2 separate regions of the Homo sapiens genome follow, and region 1 is linked to region 2. A link is a contact called in ENCODE Hi-C or POLR2A ChIA-PET data. All regions are on one chromosome and are shown on one strand. The core of a region is the stretch at or near the end of the contact, and the rest is flanking DNA. Distances in the headings are between cores, read along the strand shown.

Evidence for each region. A loop is a pair of places that touch in the nucleus more often than their neighbours do. ChIA-PET counts read pairs that join two places held with the same protein, here RNA polymerase II (POLR2A). Pooled maps may share reads with other maps.
Region 1: a loop to region 2 is called in a map of cardiac septum, with 6 times the contacts of the local background. The contact joins two enhancer-like sites. A Hi-C loop is called at or near these places in 3 of 168 maps with a recorded cell type or tissue (aorta, cardiac septum and mammary epithelial cell), 1 of 37 single-sample maps with no recorded cell type and 11 of 50 pooled maps. POLR2A ChIA-PET finds 5 or more read pairs at or near these places in 5 of 52 experiments (AG04450, H1, MCF 10A and 2 more).

Annotation. Positions count from the first base shown.
Region 1 is chr1:23,918,499-23,926,164 of GRCh38, reverse strand. No RefSeq gene overlaps it. Among named protein-coding and RNA genes, the nearest start is that of MIR378F, 6.7 kb to the left of the region's middle. Within about 2 kb of position 6,117, at least 19 of the 41 ENCODE cell types and tissues checked have a DNase peak (open chromatin) inside an H3K27ac peak, as active enhancers do.
Region 2 is chr1:24,019,241-24,026,804 of GRCh38, reverse strand. LOC105376863 (a long non-coding RNA gene) reads right to left here. Exons shown (of 3, transcript XR_947072.3): 2 at 3,044-3,138. Among named protein-coding and RNA genes, the nearest start is that of SRSF10, 43 kb to the right of the region's middle. Within about 2 kb of position 3,949, at least 15 of the 41 ENCODE cell types and tissues checked have a DNase peak (open chromatin) inside an H3K27ac peak, as active enhancers do.

The sequences.
Region 1 (7,666 bases), core at 4,868-7,367, 100 kb after region 2:
CTACTAAAAATACAAAAATTAGTTGGGTTTGGTGTAATCCCAGCCTATAATCCCAGCTACTCGGGAGGCTGAGGCAGGAAAATCGTTTGAACCCAGGAGACGGAGGCTGCAGTAAGCCAAGATAGTGCCACTGCACTCCAGCCCGGGTGACAGAGCGAGACTCCATCTCAAATAAATAAATAAATAAATAAATAAAATTTTTAAAAATAAAATGAGTCACAGAACAGGAATTCTGGAGTGAGGTGGGAGAAGATTTGCCTCCTGGCCTATAGGACCATGTGAAGATTACACTCCGGAGTACAAAAGATGGTGAACTTGGTCTTACCCAAAACACCTAGAGCTCCTCTTACCTACTTCCTGGGGAATATTATGTTATATTTGAATATGTAACACAATATAGATATATAATCCTTACTGGTAAGTGTTGTGAGGGTTAAATAAGAAAATATTTGTGAAAAGTTTAACTCTGTGTCTGGTATACAGTGAGGGTTCAGTGAGGAGGTTTATTAGTGTTTTCCTTTCATTTATTCAGTAGACATTTACTAACTATTGACTATACACCAGAACCAGCCACCTGGGGCTAAGTGTTATGACTCAGTTCAGCCAATGCTTCACCTTCCCAACTGGACTGTAAACACGTTGAGGGCAGGAGTTATGTCTAATTCAGTCCCACATGGAAAGTCAGAGCAGGATGGTCTCTCCCATCTTCTGCTTTTGTAGGAGAAGAATCTGAGGCTCACACTTGTTCAAGGCCACATGGCAGGATGAGGCAGTGCCAGAACTAGAACTTGGTCTCTGATCTGGTCTTTCCTCCCCTGTTGCTTCCTCATCCATCCAAGGATCTCCCGAATCCCCGGTTATTAACTCTTGGCTATACCCTTTTATGGGTCCTGCAAGCTGTTGTTAAAGACAAAATTATTAGTGACACTCATTCAAGATGGTAAGGAAGCGTTTATTCAAGGGGGGGGGGCGCATCATGACAGGTATAAAGACCACTTCAATGGGGTTTTGCAGTTGGGGGGACTCAAGTCCACATACAGAATCAGCAAGTGGAAATTTATAGCCAAGGAGCAGGGTGGGGATCACCGGATGAAAAATTACTAAGAGAATACATCAGAAGTAAGGGGAGGGGGGCTTCTGGCTAAGCCAACCTAACATCCTGGCTGAAGGCAAGCCAGGATCATCAGATGTCACCTGGGAGGTGGTGGAGGATGAAGGACCCTATCAGATATTGAGGGTGATCAGACATGGAGGACAGGAGATTCTAGCTAAATCAACTTCACAGGATTCTTGCTGACATTGACCAATGCAGAGATGAACACAGAAGTCAAGGTCTCGTTGAAAAGTTCAAGGCTAGGCCGGGCACGGCGGCTCTCGCCTGTGATCCCAGCACTTTGGGAGGCCGAAGCGGGAGGATCTTCCAAGGTCAGGAGTTCGAGACCAGCCTGAGCAACATGGAGAAACCCCCTCTCTATGAAAAATACAAAATTAGTCGGGTGTGGTGGCACATACCTGTAATCCCAGCTACTCAGGAGGCTGAGGCAGGGGAATCGCTTGAACCCGGGAGGTGGAGGTTGTGATGAGCTAAGATTGTGCGCCATTGCACTCCAGCCTGGGCAACAAGATCGAAACTCCACCAAAAAAAAAGAAAGAAAGAAGAAAGAAAAGAAAAAGAAAAAAGAAAAGTTCAAGGCCTGAGTAGAGTTTGGTCAAGGAATCTTTGTCACTATTCAGCCTGTGATATAAAACCATGAAGTCGTTCAGTCAACTTTTCCTGGAAGTTCAAACCTATCCACAGCTTCTCCAGCCAACTGGAGTCGGGAGTGCCCAGCCAGTTGGATGCTTTGGCATCTGCTCAGAGTGGAAACTGCAGCTGCAGACTTTGCTGCGGTTGTTCAGTCGCCAGTGACCCAGCCAGTCCAGCGGCATGAAACGCCTCCTTCTGACCCATTTGTTTTAACCCCTGTGTTGGGGCCCTGGACTCTAACTTCTCTTTGTACAGAAAACAGCTCTTCCTGCCACCCCTGGCCCCTTTGGGCTCTGTTTTGTCCTTAGCCCTAACTCTCTTTGCCCTCCCTCCACGTCTCTGAACCCTTGCAAGGATGGGAGTGGGAAGTGGAAGACAGGTTTTTCCCTGTCCCTCTTCCTCCAAGAGGTTGCACCCCCTAATGGGCTACCTTCTCATGTCCCCTGTCCTTTGTGTCCTGCTGATCACTCCAACTCAGCACCTGGGCCCCAGAATGCATCTTATGTCTTTTTGACTCATTCTCCAAGCACAGTTCTAGACACATAAACAGACAAATAAATACTTGCTGGCTAATTGACAGGTACAGCAATTTAAGGAAACAAAACAAAAACTGAACGAGAAATGGGACTTGTGACAAGCTGGGAAGACTTCCTGGAGGAAGAAGGACTTATGTTGGGCCTGGAAGAAGGAGTCAAGACCAAATTGATAAGCAAGAGTCAGAGGGCATTGCAGGCTAAGAGAATCAAAGGTGTAGAGGTGAAAATATGTGGGCAGATTAGAATTCCAGACCTAGAGAAGAGGCTCTCTAATAAGTATTTTCAGCTTGTGATCCATTGGTGAGTAATAAAAATTATTTCTTTGGCTACAAATGGCATAGTTAAATAAAATAAAATTAATTAGAACTGAATAAAATAAAAAGGAAAATATCAGAGTGTATCCCGTATAGTAAGAATTATTGGTTTCACGAAACTGAAGTTGCAATTTTACATATAGTATGTATTATATGTGTTTCTGTTTTTGTTTTTTGTTTTTATGTTGTTGTTTGTTTGTTTGTTTTTGAGATGGAGTCTTGCTCTGTCATCCAGGCTGGAGTGCAGTGGTGTGATCTCAGCTCATAGCAACCTCCACCTCCCAGTTTCAAGCAATTCTCCTGCCTCAGCCTTCCGAGTAGCTGGCACTACAGGCATGCACCACCACACCCGGCTAATTTTTGTATTTTTAGTAGAGACAGGGTTTCTCCATGTTGGCTAGGCTGGTCTTGAAATCCTGACTTCTGGTGATCCTCCCACCTCGGCCTCCCCAAGTGCTGGGATTACAGGTGTGAGCCACTGCTCCCGGCCTTATATGTGTATTGAGTCATGATATAAAATGAATCTTTCATGGATTGCAGTAAGAAAAAAAAAAGTTTTAACTTCTTACCAAACCCAGCCTGTTCATTTCACAGATGACGGGGCTGAGGCTTATAGAGAGTTAGAATGGGGCTGGGATTGGACACTGGGGTTTCTGACTCCCAGTGTCCTGTCTCCCCACACCATCCCACCTTCCAGAGGTAAAGGAACAGATCAGACCCACCTCCCAGACTCTATGGCTTCCATTATTTTTGCCATGCCAGGGACACTCAGCAATTATTCATTCAACAAATACTCTCTGAGTATTTGTCCAATCATGGGTTGGACACTTGTGCCAGGTACCGGGATAGTATGGAATTTATGATGGGTGTGTGGGATTTTACTGCCTGACATGGGTTTTCTCCTGGGTTAACTTTTATATTTTTTGTTCAGATTGGAGATGTGAAAGGAAAATTATCCCGACACTTGTTAAAATGGTGAAGATAACTTTAAGACTATTGCAGTAGGGGTGTTGCAACGGATTGCGGGGAATCAGACGCAACTCCAAATACAACACAGATAAGTGGGAATTTATAGCCAAGGAGCTCAGTGACTGGGGGGGTCTGTGGGTGGAAATTTACTATCAAAAGACTAAATTACAACAAATTGGCCAAGTGTGGTGGCTCACGCCTGGTGTGTAATCCCAGCATTTTGGGAGGCCGAGGCGAGCAGATCACCTGAGGTCAGGAGTTTGAGACCAGGCTGGCCAACACGGTAAAACCCGTCTCTACTAAAAATACAAAATTAGCTGGGAGTGGTGGCGCATGCCTGTAATCCCAGCTACTTGTGGGGCTGAAGCAGGAGAATCGCCTGAGTCCAGGAGGCGGAGGTTGCAGTGAGCCGAGATTGTGCCACTGCACTCCAGCCTGGGCAACTGAAACACTCCATCTCAAAATAAATAAATAAATAAAATTACAACAAATTTAGTTTAAAGATCTTAATTGGCATTTATTTGTGATTCTAGAATAGAGCAACACCTCATTCTGTAAAATGTAATAAGTGTTCCCATGAGCCAAGCAGAAGGTTTTAGTTTTATAGACAGAAAAGGGGTGGGGAAAGCAGAAACAGAGAACAAAAGGGGGATTCATTTCCTAGTAAAGGTTAAAGCAGAGGGAACATGGGCCAGGTGTGGTGGCTCATATCTGTCATCCTAGTGCATTGGGAGACTGGGATGGGAGGATCGCTTGAGGCCAGGAGTTCGAGACCAGCCTGGCCAACATGGTAAGACCTCATCTCTATAAAAAATAAAAAATAAAAATTTAAAGGTTTTTTTTTTTTTTTTTTTTTTTTGACAGAGTCTTGCTCTACCACCAGGCTAGAGTGCAGTGGCGCGATCTCAGCTCACTACAACCTCTGCCTCCCAGGTTCAAGCGATTCTCCTGCCTCAGCCTCCCGAGTAGCTGGGATTACAGGCACACGCCAACACACCCAGCTAATTTTTGTACTTTTAGTAGAGACGGGGTTTCACCATGTTGCCAGGCTGGTCTCAATCTCCTGACCCGTGATCTGCCCTCCTCGGCCTCCCAAAGTGCTGGGATTATAAGCGTGAGCCACCACACCCGGCCTTAAAGTTTCTAAAAAGCAGGCCAGGCGCAGTGACTCATGCCTGTTATCCCAGCACTTTGGGAGGCTGAGGCAGGCCTATTGCTTGAGGTCAGGAGTTCGAGACCAGCCTGGCCAACATGGTGAAACGCTGTCTCTACTAAAAATACAAAAAAAAAAAAAAAAAATTAGCCAGACACGGTGGTGCATGCCTACAGTCCCAGCTACTCAAGAGGCTGAGGCAGGAGAATCGCTTGCAAAAGGTGGAGGTTGCAGTGAACTGAGATCATGCCACTGCACTCCAGCTGAGTAACAGAGCAAGGCTTCGTTTCAAAAAAAAGTTTTTAAAAAGCAGAGAGCACTTTGTTATCATGCCTGCCAAAATTGGCTTGTTTGGAGGTTTGGTGTTTATCTGGCTCTCTCCTGGTTTCTCAGAAGGTCAGATAAACAACTTAGTTTTGGCTTGGTAGCATGGGCTTCGGCACGAGGAACTCCATTTCGGTCTGCTCTATTGGGCCTCGTGCAGGAAGTTCAGTTCAAATCAATGTCCTCCTATAAATTTTAACATTACTAAGAGGAGACGTCAAGAATATGGAGATTCTTGTTAAACAGACCTAACAAGATTCTTGCTAAAGGCAGGCCCAGGACATACACATCAAAGGTGGGCGATGAAGAACTTTATCAGATATCCAGGGTAGGGGGATGACTTAGCAGGATTTTTTGCTAGGACTGGGCTGGGCCAACCAAAGACAGGACAGAGCCAAGTTCAAGTTCTAATTGAAAAGACAGAGGAACCTAACTAAAGTTTGCTCAAAAAGAGTGTTTGTCAGTGACAGCATCTATATTTATCTTATTACCTTGTTTATACCAACCCCTGATATTTATATGGTGTTTTCCATTTTTTCTTTTTCTTTTCTTTTTTTTTTTTTTTTGCATGTAATTGCTAGGTGGTATTACTAGATGGAAAAACTGAAATTCAAGAAAATTAAGTCACACAGCTATTCAGTGGCAAACTGGGAACAGAGGCCCAGGTCCCTCTGGTTCAGAGCCCAGACTCTCAATCCTTGTGCTATGTTGCTTCTCATGGAAGCTGGAAAATCCAAATATAATCTTCTGCTACCAAAGCTGCCTGCCACAGTCCTCTTTTGGAGAGGGGAACGTTATCAGCCTGTGCTTGTACTGCTGGCTGAGCCCTATGGTGAGAGTCGAGACAATCACTAAATGCTCTCAGGTCCCGCAGCCTGGTAGGCTCAGATCTGCCTTGGCATCTGCCCACATGGCTATTTATAGAATTGACTGTTTACTGCTGGGGCTGGGCAGGGGCTGGGCTGGGGCTGCGCAGGAAGGCAAAGGGCAGCTCTAAAGAAATAGTCACGTGCTGGGCGCTGGCATTTTTTCAGACACTGGAAGCCCCAAGTTTGGCTCCAAACTCTGGTTCTATTAATCAACCCTCTAATTCATCTCTTCCACTGTGTTCTCTCCTCTGCCCCCATGGCCCAGCCTGGGTTCCTCAATACCTCTGGCCTGGAATTGTGGCAGCCCAGAAAGAAACACATCTAAACGTTAACAGCATCTACCTCCCTGTGGTGAGATCAAGAAGCATTTTTGTTTTCTTCCTTCTATTTTTAAAAAGTTTTCCAGCCGGGCGCGGTGGCTCACGCCTGTAATCCCAGCACTTTGGGAGGCCGAGGTGGGCGGATCACGAGGCCAGGAGATCGAGACCATCCTGGCTAACACGGTGAAACCTCGTCTCTACTAAAAATACAAAAAATTAGCCGGGTGTGGTGGCGGGCGCCTGTAGTCCCAGCTACTCGGGAGACTGAGGCAGGAGAATGGCGTGAACCCGGGAGGTGGAGCTTGCAGTGAGAGATCGCGCCACTGCACTCCAGCCTGGGCGACAGAGCGAGACTCCGTCTTAAAAAATAAATAAATAAATAAATAAATAAATAAGTTTTCCATACCATTGATGGGCATTTAGGTTAGGGGGAGAAAAAAAAAATAGAAAGAAGTTTTCCAAAATGTCCAAAATAAGAATGTTGGGTTTTTCAGGGAGACCTTTGGTGGGTTTATTGCCTTAAGCAGCCCCCTGCCGTCTATGACGCACTGTCATGGATTCTGTCCAAGGTCTCTCTTGTGGAATTGGTTCATCAAGGGATTGAATTTTTATTTACTTATTTATTTATTTTGACGGAGTCTTGCTCTGTCGCCAGGCTGGAGTGCAGTGACGCGATCTCAGTTCACTGCAGCCTCTGCCTCCTGGGTTCAAGCAATTCTCCTGCCTCAACCTCCTAAGTAGCTGAGACTACAGGTGCGTGCCACCACGCCTGGCTAATTTTTGTATTTTTAGTAGAGACAAGGTTTCACCATGTTGACCAGGATGGTCTCAATTTCTTGGCCTTGTGAACTGCCCGCCTCAGCCTCCCAAAGTCTGGGATTACAGGCGTGAGCCACGGCACCTGGCTGGACTGAATTTCTTTTATCCCGTTTCCTCCCATTTCCCGCAGCACCAAAAGTAACTCTCCTCTGGGGTACCTCTGGGTGGATAAGTATCCTTAACTTTAAATGTGTCCTTGTGAAATATGTTATACTCTTGTATATATAGACGTTTTCTAATTTACAAAATGGTCACATGTTAGAAGGCTTACTTTGCTTCCTTTTTGACGTGGCACATTGTTGGTTGCTTCTGTTTACTTTCTTTCTTTTCTTTTCTTTCTTTTTTTCTTTTTTTCCAAGACGGAGTTTCGCTCTATTGCCCAGGCTGGAGCGAAGTGGCACGATCTCGGCTCACCGCAACCTCTGCCCCACGGGTTCAAGCAATTCTCCTGCCTCAGCCTCTTGAGTACCTGGGATTATAGGTGCCCGCCACCATGCCTGGCTAATTTTTGTACTTTTATTAGAGACAGGGTTTCACCATGTTGGCCAGGCTGGTCTTGAACTCCTGGCCTCAACTGATCTGCCTGCCTCGGCCTCCCAAAGTGCTGGGATTACA
Region 2 (7,564 bases), core at 2,700-5,199:
AATCCCAGCACTTTGGGAGGCTGAGGCAGGCGAATCACAAGGTCAGGTGTTCGAGACCAGCCTGGCCAACATGGTGAAACCCCATCTCTACTAAAAACAGAAAAAAATTAGCCAGGCATAGTGGCGGGCGCCTGTAATCTCAGCTACTCAGCAGGCTGAGGCAAGAGAATAGCTTGAACCTGGGATGCGAAGGTTGCAGTGAGCCGAGATCACTCCACTGCACTCCAGCCTGGGCAACAGAACAAGACTCCATCTCAAAACAAAAACAAAAACAAAAACAAAAAAACAGAAACACTTTCTTCCAGACCGTCCACCATCCCCACCACAGCCCTCTACCCCAGGCACAACTACCTACCTCCCAGACACAGGTTTAAGACAGCCTCAATCTGGCTGAGTGAATTGACTCACACCTATATAGTCCCAGCACTTTGGGAGGTCAAGGCGGGAGGATCACTTGAGCCCAGGAGTTCGAGACTAGCCTGGGCAACATAGAGAGATCTTGTCTTTACAAATAAAAAAATTTTAAAAATGGTTTTTTTTTTAATAGCGCGGTGGCTCACGCCTGTAATCCTAGCACTTTGGGAGGCCGAGGTGGGCAGATTGCCAGAGCTCAGGAGTTCAAGACCAGCCTGGACAATATGGTGAAACCCTGTCTCTACTAAAAATACAAAAATGTAGCCAGACATGGTGGCACAAGCCTGTAGTCCCAGCTACTCAGGAGGCTGAGGTGTGAGAATCGCTTGAACCCGGGAGATGGAAGTGAGCCTAGATCGCGCCACTTCACTCCATCCTGGGTGACAGCGAGACTCTGTCTCCAAAAAAAAAAAAAAAAAAAATAGCCAGGCATGGTGGTGCACACCTGTAATCCCAGCTACTCAGGAGGTTGAGGCAAAAAGGATTGCTGAAGCCCAGGAGGTTGAGGCTGCCGTGAACCGTGTCTGTGCCACTGCACTGTAGCCTGAGCAACAGAGTAAGATTCTGTCTCTAAAAAGAAAAAGGAAGAAAGAAAAGACAGCTTCAATCAGAGAGGAAGTAGAGGCAAACAGAAGAAGGATGGCCTCATTTTGATTTTCTGTTGGTTCTGGAATCTGCTTCCCTCTGGCTTCCACAGTTTCTCCCCGGTTGACTTTCAGGAAAGGAGGTAGCAATCCAAACCAGTTCATCATCTAAAATTTGGGGGCTCACTGCTTCTTTTAAAATTAAGGTTGAAGTATAATTTACATACAGAAAAATGCACAGGACTTGAGTGTACAGTTTGATGAGTTTTGACAAACATATGCAACAGTGAAACCAATATCCTCAACAAGATTTAGGCCATTTTAATCAACCCAAACGTTTCCTCCATGCCACACACCAGTCAATCCCCTTCAGAGGCAACCATTGTTCTAATTTTCACAACCACAAATTAGTTTCTACCTGTTCTCACACTTCATATGAAAGGAATCACTCAGTATTGCTCTCTTGTATCTTGCTTCTTTCACTCAATCTTTTTTTTTTTTTTTTTAAACAGGGTCTCACTCTAGTGCCCAGGCTGGAGTACAGTGGCGTGATCTCGGCTCACTGCAACCTCCGCCTCCCGGGTTCAAGTGATTCTCCTGCCTCAGCCTCCCAAGTAGCTGGGATTACAGGTGCCCACCACCATGACCGGCTAATTTTTATATTTTTAGTAGAGACGGGGTTTCACCACGTTGGCCAGGCTGGTCTTGAACTCCTGACGTCAGGTGATCTGCCCTCCTCGGCCTCCCAAAGTGCTGGAATTATAGGTGTGAGCTACCACGCCCAGCCTAAATCCTAAAAGTATTTTAAAATCTAAAAATATGGGAGGCCAAGGCAGGTGGATCACTTGAGCCTATTAGTTCAAGACTAGCCTGGGCAATGTAGTAAGACCTCATCTGTGCTAAAAAAAAAAAAAAAAAATTTAACTTTTTAAAAAATGGCAAGTAACACTGGTGTCTGTAAAAAGAAGAAATCTAAAAATAAAAAAGTTTACTTTCAAAGAAAGGTTGGAGGTGGCTAAACAGATCTAGCTAAAGCCTTTGTGTCAGGTAAGTACCATTTGCTTCTGGGGAACCCCAATTCTTTTAGCATGTACCCCACTCCACTTATCTGGAAAAAAATCTGGAGCAACAATGCTTGACCTCAACCCAAAGTTATAGAAGGAAACATAATTGACTTCAAATAATATAGCAAACTTTAAGTCCACATATAAAAATTGACTGTTGTCCAGACACAGTGGCTGACGCCTATAATCTCAGCACTTTGGGAGGCCGAGGTAGGAGGGTCACTTGAGTCTACAAGTTTCAGACCAGCCTGGGCAACATAGCAAGACCCTATCTCAACAAAATTTTTTTTTTTAATTAAGCGAGTATGGTGGGGGGAGCCTGCAGTCCCAGCTACTTGGGAGGCTGAAGTAGGTGTATTGCATGAGCGCAGGAGGTCAAAGCTACAGTGAGTTGTGATCATGCCACTGCACTTCAGCCTGGGCAACAAAGCAAAGACCTTGTTTCAAATTTTTTTTTTTGAGACAGAGTCTCGCTCTGTCGCCCAGGCTGGAGTGCAGTGGCATGATCTTGGCTCACTGCAAGCTCTGCCTCCCAGGTTCACACCATTCTCCTGCCTCAGCCTCCCAAGTAGCTGGGACTACAGGTGCCCACCAACACACCCAGCTAATTTTTTCTATTTTTTAGTAGAGACGGGGTTTCACCGTGTTAGCCAGGATGGTCTCCATCTCCTGACCTCATGATCCACCCACCTCGGCCTCCCAAAGTGCTGGGATTACAGGCGTGAGCCTCCGTGCCCGGCCTCAAAATATTTATATAAATTTACTGTCACTCAAAATCTAGGTTTGAAATTCACTCTTGGTCACTAAAGGGGCAGGTGCAGAGTTTTTCTGTCCTGGGTCCTCAGCCTCGTGCCCCATTTCTAGCTCTCTTCCCTGCCCCTCTGCCACCCCACTCCTACCCCCACATGGGACTGCTGCTGTGGAATATGCTTTCTCAATTTCCCAAAAGTCTGAGGTCATCCAAAGAGCCCCCTTACTTACTTAGCAAGTACAGGAGAAGCCTTGCAAATCATTTTTTATTTGCTAGAATTTTCTTTTCACCATTTTTTTCTCCTCTCAAAAGGAAACTTTCCATCCTGCAGGAAGAAGACAAAATAATTATCTCATTCACGTGGTCAATGATAATGACTGTGATAAATGGTCCCAATAAAGAGATTCTTGGGTGAACAGGGATCTCCAAGCATTGCCACGATAGTACACAGAGAGTTTTATCTGTGGTTTATGTACACAAATAAGTTCTGATTGACAGAAAGACTGTGGACTCAACAGCTGACATGTAAAAGGGCAGGATGAGGCCAGGCGTGGTGGCTCATGCCTGTAATCCCAGCACTTTGGGAGGCCGAGGCGGGCAGATCACCTGAGGTCAGGAATTCAAGACCAGCCTGACCAACATGGTGAAACCCCATCACTACTAAAAACACAAAATTAAGCAGGTGTGGTGGCGCATGTCTATGAGCCCAGCTACTTGGGAGGCTGAGGCAGGAGAATCACTTGAACCCAGGAGGCTGAGGTTGCAGTGAGCTGAGATCACACCATTGCACTCCAGCCTGGGCTACAAGGTGAAACTCTATCTCAAAAAAAGAAAAAAAAAAGAGCAGGATGCCAAATGAGCAGGATGCCTCCTTTCTGGGTCTCCTGCCCCCCTTGTATGTCTGCAGGACTACTCGGGGAGGTGACTCCCATGCTCTCTGCCCACATCAATTTGCTTCAGGCTGTACACTTGGCTGTCTCTCTTGGACAAAAACCACCATGTGCCCCAGTTGTGGTCCCTAATATATCCTCAATGCTGGCCAGACCACTCCTGCTCATAGGTCACCGCTCCACCCTGTCACCATCACCTGATTGGATACCAGTTCTCCTCTGATTCACCCCTCATGCATGCTGCAGCTTTGAGTTGCCCAGGAGGGCCATTTCTAACCCCTGAGCAACTGTCAAAGAAAAACAAGCCAGACACTAGTTAAAGCAGTGAAAACAGATTATATGCAGTAATGAGGGGCAGTAGGGAAAGGAGCTGAGCTCTCTTCTGGTTTACCCAGAGGTGACAGCATTTTAAAGGGAGAATGGGAGTGGGAGTGGGAGTGGGAGTGGGTGGAGGCAAGCAGGGACTAAAGGGAAAAATGATCAAGTGAAAATGCAGTCGGCCAGCTGTGTCTGCTAGCTGGTGATCAACAAGGTCGGGATTCTGTCCTCCCACAGAGACTGGGAGACAGAGGCCCTCCTGATAATCACATTTCAAAGGAATGGCTTTCAGGTCTTTGAGAAAGGTAAGTTGTAGGAGATAGACACACATCTCAAAGGGGCAGAGGAAGGAGTCTCAATAGGAAGCCCTTTGCATGAATGCTTTGCAAAAGGGAGGTCAGGGGTCTATGTTAGGTGCTGGCTGCAACAAACAGTTAATTCTTTTGACAGCCCGGAGATTTTACAGACAGGAACTTAAAAGGGGGCTGGATGGTCCCAGAGATGCCACCTTAGGCTGCTAGAAGCCATGCTAGGGCTGGTCAAATCTCTTAGCACAGGAGTTTGGAGTCATTAGGTGAAAAGAGTTCTTGCAGTTCTCACTACCATCACACCAGACCCAGAACCCAACCAGGGCCACTGACCTTGCCCTTGCTATTTGCCTGCCTGCCAACAACCTCTGTTCTTGTCCATGAGCTGCCAACAGCCTCACCAATAATTGCTACTTACATATTTGACTCTGCAGCTCACAGTCTGCTGCTGGCGGAGGAAGGACTCAACTTCCTTCACAGCTTGGACTCCTGGTGCTACAGCTTCATCAACTTTTATGCCTAGATTAGTTTACTTCCCCAGTGCAACCATGAGCCACCACCTGGAGGTCCCAGTTATAGCCACACCCCGTGCAAAGAGCCACTGCCTACATCCCACCCAAGGCCCCACGTCTGAGCCTAGCATGGTGTATTCCTTCTTCTCCATTGTCGCCTCTCTCTCTGGAACACAATTGCACCTACGGTGTGGTTCCATCCCCCACCAAACATGCCCAGGTAAATTTGAACCCCAAGTGAGGGCAAAGCTCACATTTTTCACCTGGTGCTCCTAAACCTGTGTAAATAAACAGTTCTAACCATGCAGCCGGAAGCTATTTTATACTGTTATCTAATGTGGGCTTTGTTCCTGAATCTTTCCGCCCATTTGGGAAGCAGGTAGGACATTTGAAGCTCATTCCCTCAGGAAGTGATGGGGGATACAGCAGAACAAAGAGTCCATTCTTAGCTTTTGAGTTTCAAATAGACCTTTGAAATTTATGCCAGAGAGCATATTTGTGGGGGGAAATAGGGGCAGGAGTTGAATTTTTAAATCTAAAGCCTAGGCCAGGGGCAGTGGCTCACATCTGTAATCCCAGAGCTTTGGGAAGCCAAGGAGAGGATCACTTAAATCCAGGAGTTTTGAGACCAGCCCGGGCAATATAGTGAGACTCTGTTTCTACAAAAAGTAAACAAAAATTCACCAGGCATTTGTGGAGTACCTACAGTCCTAGCTATTTAGGAGGCTGAAGTTGGAGGATCACTTGAGATGGAGAGTTTGAGGCTGCATGAGCCATGATCGCGCCACTGCACTCCAACGGCGACACATTGAGATCCTGACTCATAAAATAAAATAAAATCTGGCGGGGTCCAGTGGCTCATGCCTGTAATCCCAGCACTTTGGGAGGCCGAGGCGAGCGGATCACCTGAGGTCAGGAATTCCAGACCATCCTGGCCAACATTGTGAAACCCCATCTCTACTAAAAATACAAAAATTAACCAGATGTGGTGTCACTCGCCTGAAATTCCAGCTACTCGGGAGGCTGAGGTGGGAGAATTGCTTGAACCCGGGAGGTGGAGGTTGCAGTAAGCCAAGATGGACTCCAGCCTGGGTGACAGAGTGAGGATCCATCTCAAAAAAAATAAAATAAAATAAAATCTAAAGCCTGATAAAAGTTTGTGTCTCAATAAATTCAGCGTGATGAAGTACAGCAATAGCAGCTTCAAGATTGAGAGGAGAGGGGCAAGTTGGGGAGGAGGGAGAGGGTTCTTAGGTGTGTCACTGAGAAGAGGCCCTGTTCCATGTCATGCTAGTTCCCTGGCCCATTCTCAAGGGTAAGAATGATGTCAGACCCCATCAAGTCTCACTGAGGATCCAAGAGCAGAGAAGACCAAAGGCGGATGTTCTGGGAGGCTCCTGCAGCTCAAGCTTTGGGCCCTTTACTTGCACCGGCCTCTTCCAAGGCTCTGGACCTAATTTCATATTAATGGCTTTTATTTTCTTTAGAGAAGACCCCTAGAACTGCTTCAGGATCTGCCCCTGAAGAGGCCCTCAGCCTCACTTTCTCAGAAAGAAGCCCAGGACACTAGCCTGTTGGACGTAAGACCACAAGGAGCAAAAACATACCCTGGCTGAGGCCCCAGATCAACCAGCTCCCAGCCAAACCCCCAGCCGACTGCAGTTGCAAGTGGTCTCGGCCAAGACCAGGAGAAGAACCATCCATCCCACCTCAAATAGCTGACCCACAGAATCATAAACAAATAAGACAGTGTTGTCATAAGCCACTAAATCCAAGAGTGTTTTGTTATACAGAAATAGATAACTGATGCAGTGAATTTGGACAAGTCATCAAAAAAAAAAAAGAATTTTTGGATGAGTCACTTTATTCACTCAAAATAATATTTACTGGGAAAAAAAGTGAAGGGCGGAAGAATACGCCACCCCAAAATATGCTATTTTGGCTTAAGAATTATTTTGAGTTAAAGGCATGAACACTGACATTTTTTCTTTCTGAAAGCAAATTCCCAGTGACAGTTGTTCTTTCAGGACAGGTGCAGTGGCTCACACCTGTAATCCCAACACTTTGGGAAGCCAAGGCAGGAGGATTGTTTGAGTCCAGGAGTTCAAGACCAGCCTCGGCAACATGGTGAAACCCCGTCTCTATTAAAAATACAAAAATTAGCTGGGCGTGGTGGCACATGCCTATCATCCCAGCCACAAGGGAGGCTGAGACACAAGAACTGCTTGAACCCAGGAGGCAGAGGTTGCAGCGAGCCAAGATTGTACCACTGCACTCCAGCCTGGGCCACACAACAAGACTTCATCTCAAAAAAAAAAAAAAAAGCTGGACACAGTGGCTCACACCTATAATCCCAGCACTTTGGGGTGCTGAGGCGGGCAGATCACTTGAGGTCAGGAGTTCGAGACCAGCCTGGCTCTCATGGTGAAACCCCATCTCTACTAAAAAAATACAAAAATGAGCTGGGCATGGTGGCGGGCACCTGTAATCCCAACTACTCGGGAGGCTGAGGAAGGAGAATCACTTGAACCTCGGAGGCAGAGGTTGCAGTGAGCTGAGATCGCACCACTGAACTCCGGCCTGGATGACAAGAGCGAGACTCCATCTCGAAAAAAAAAGAAAAAAAAATATCTTATGTTAGCAGGGCTCTCAAAGGCAAGCACTGAATATAACAACTGGAATGGAAAAACTGAAAGAAGCTCTTCTAGTACCTAAGCAAAGCC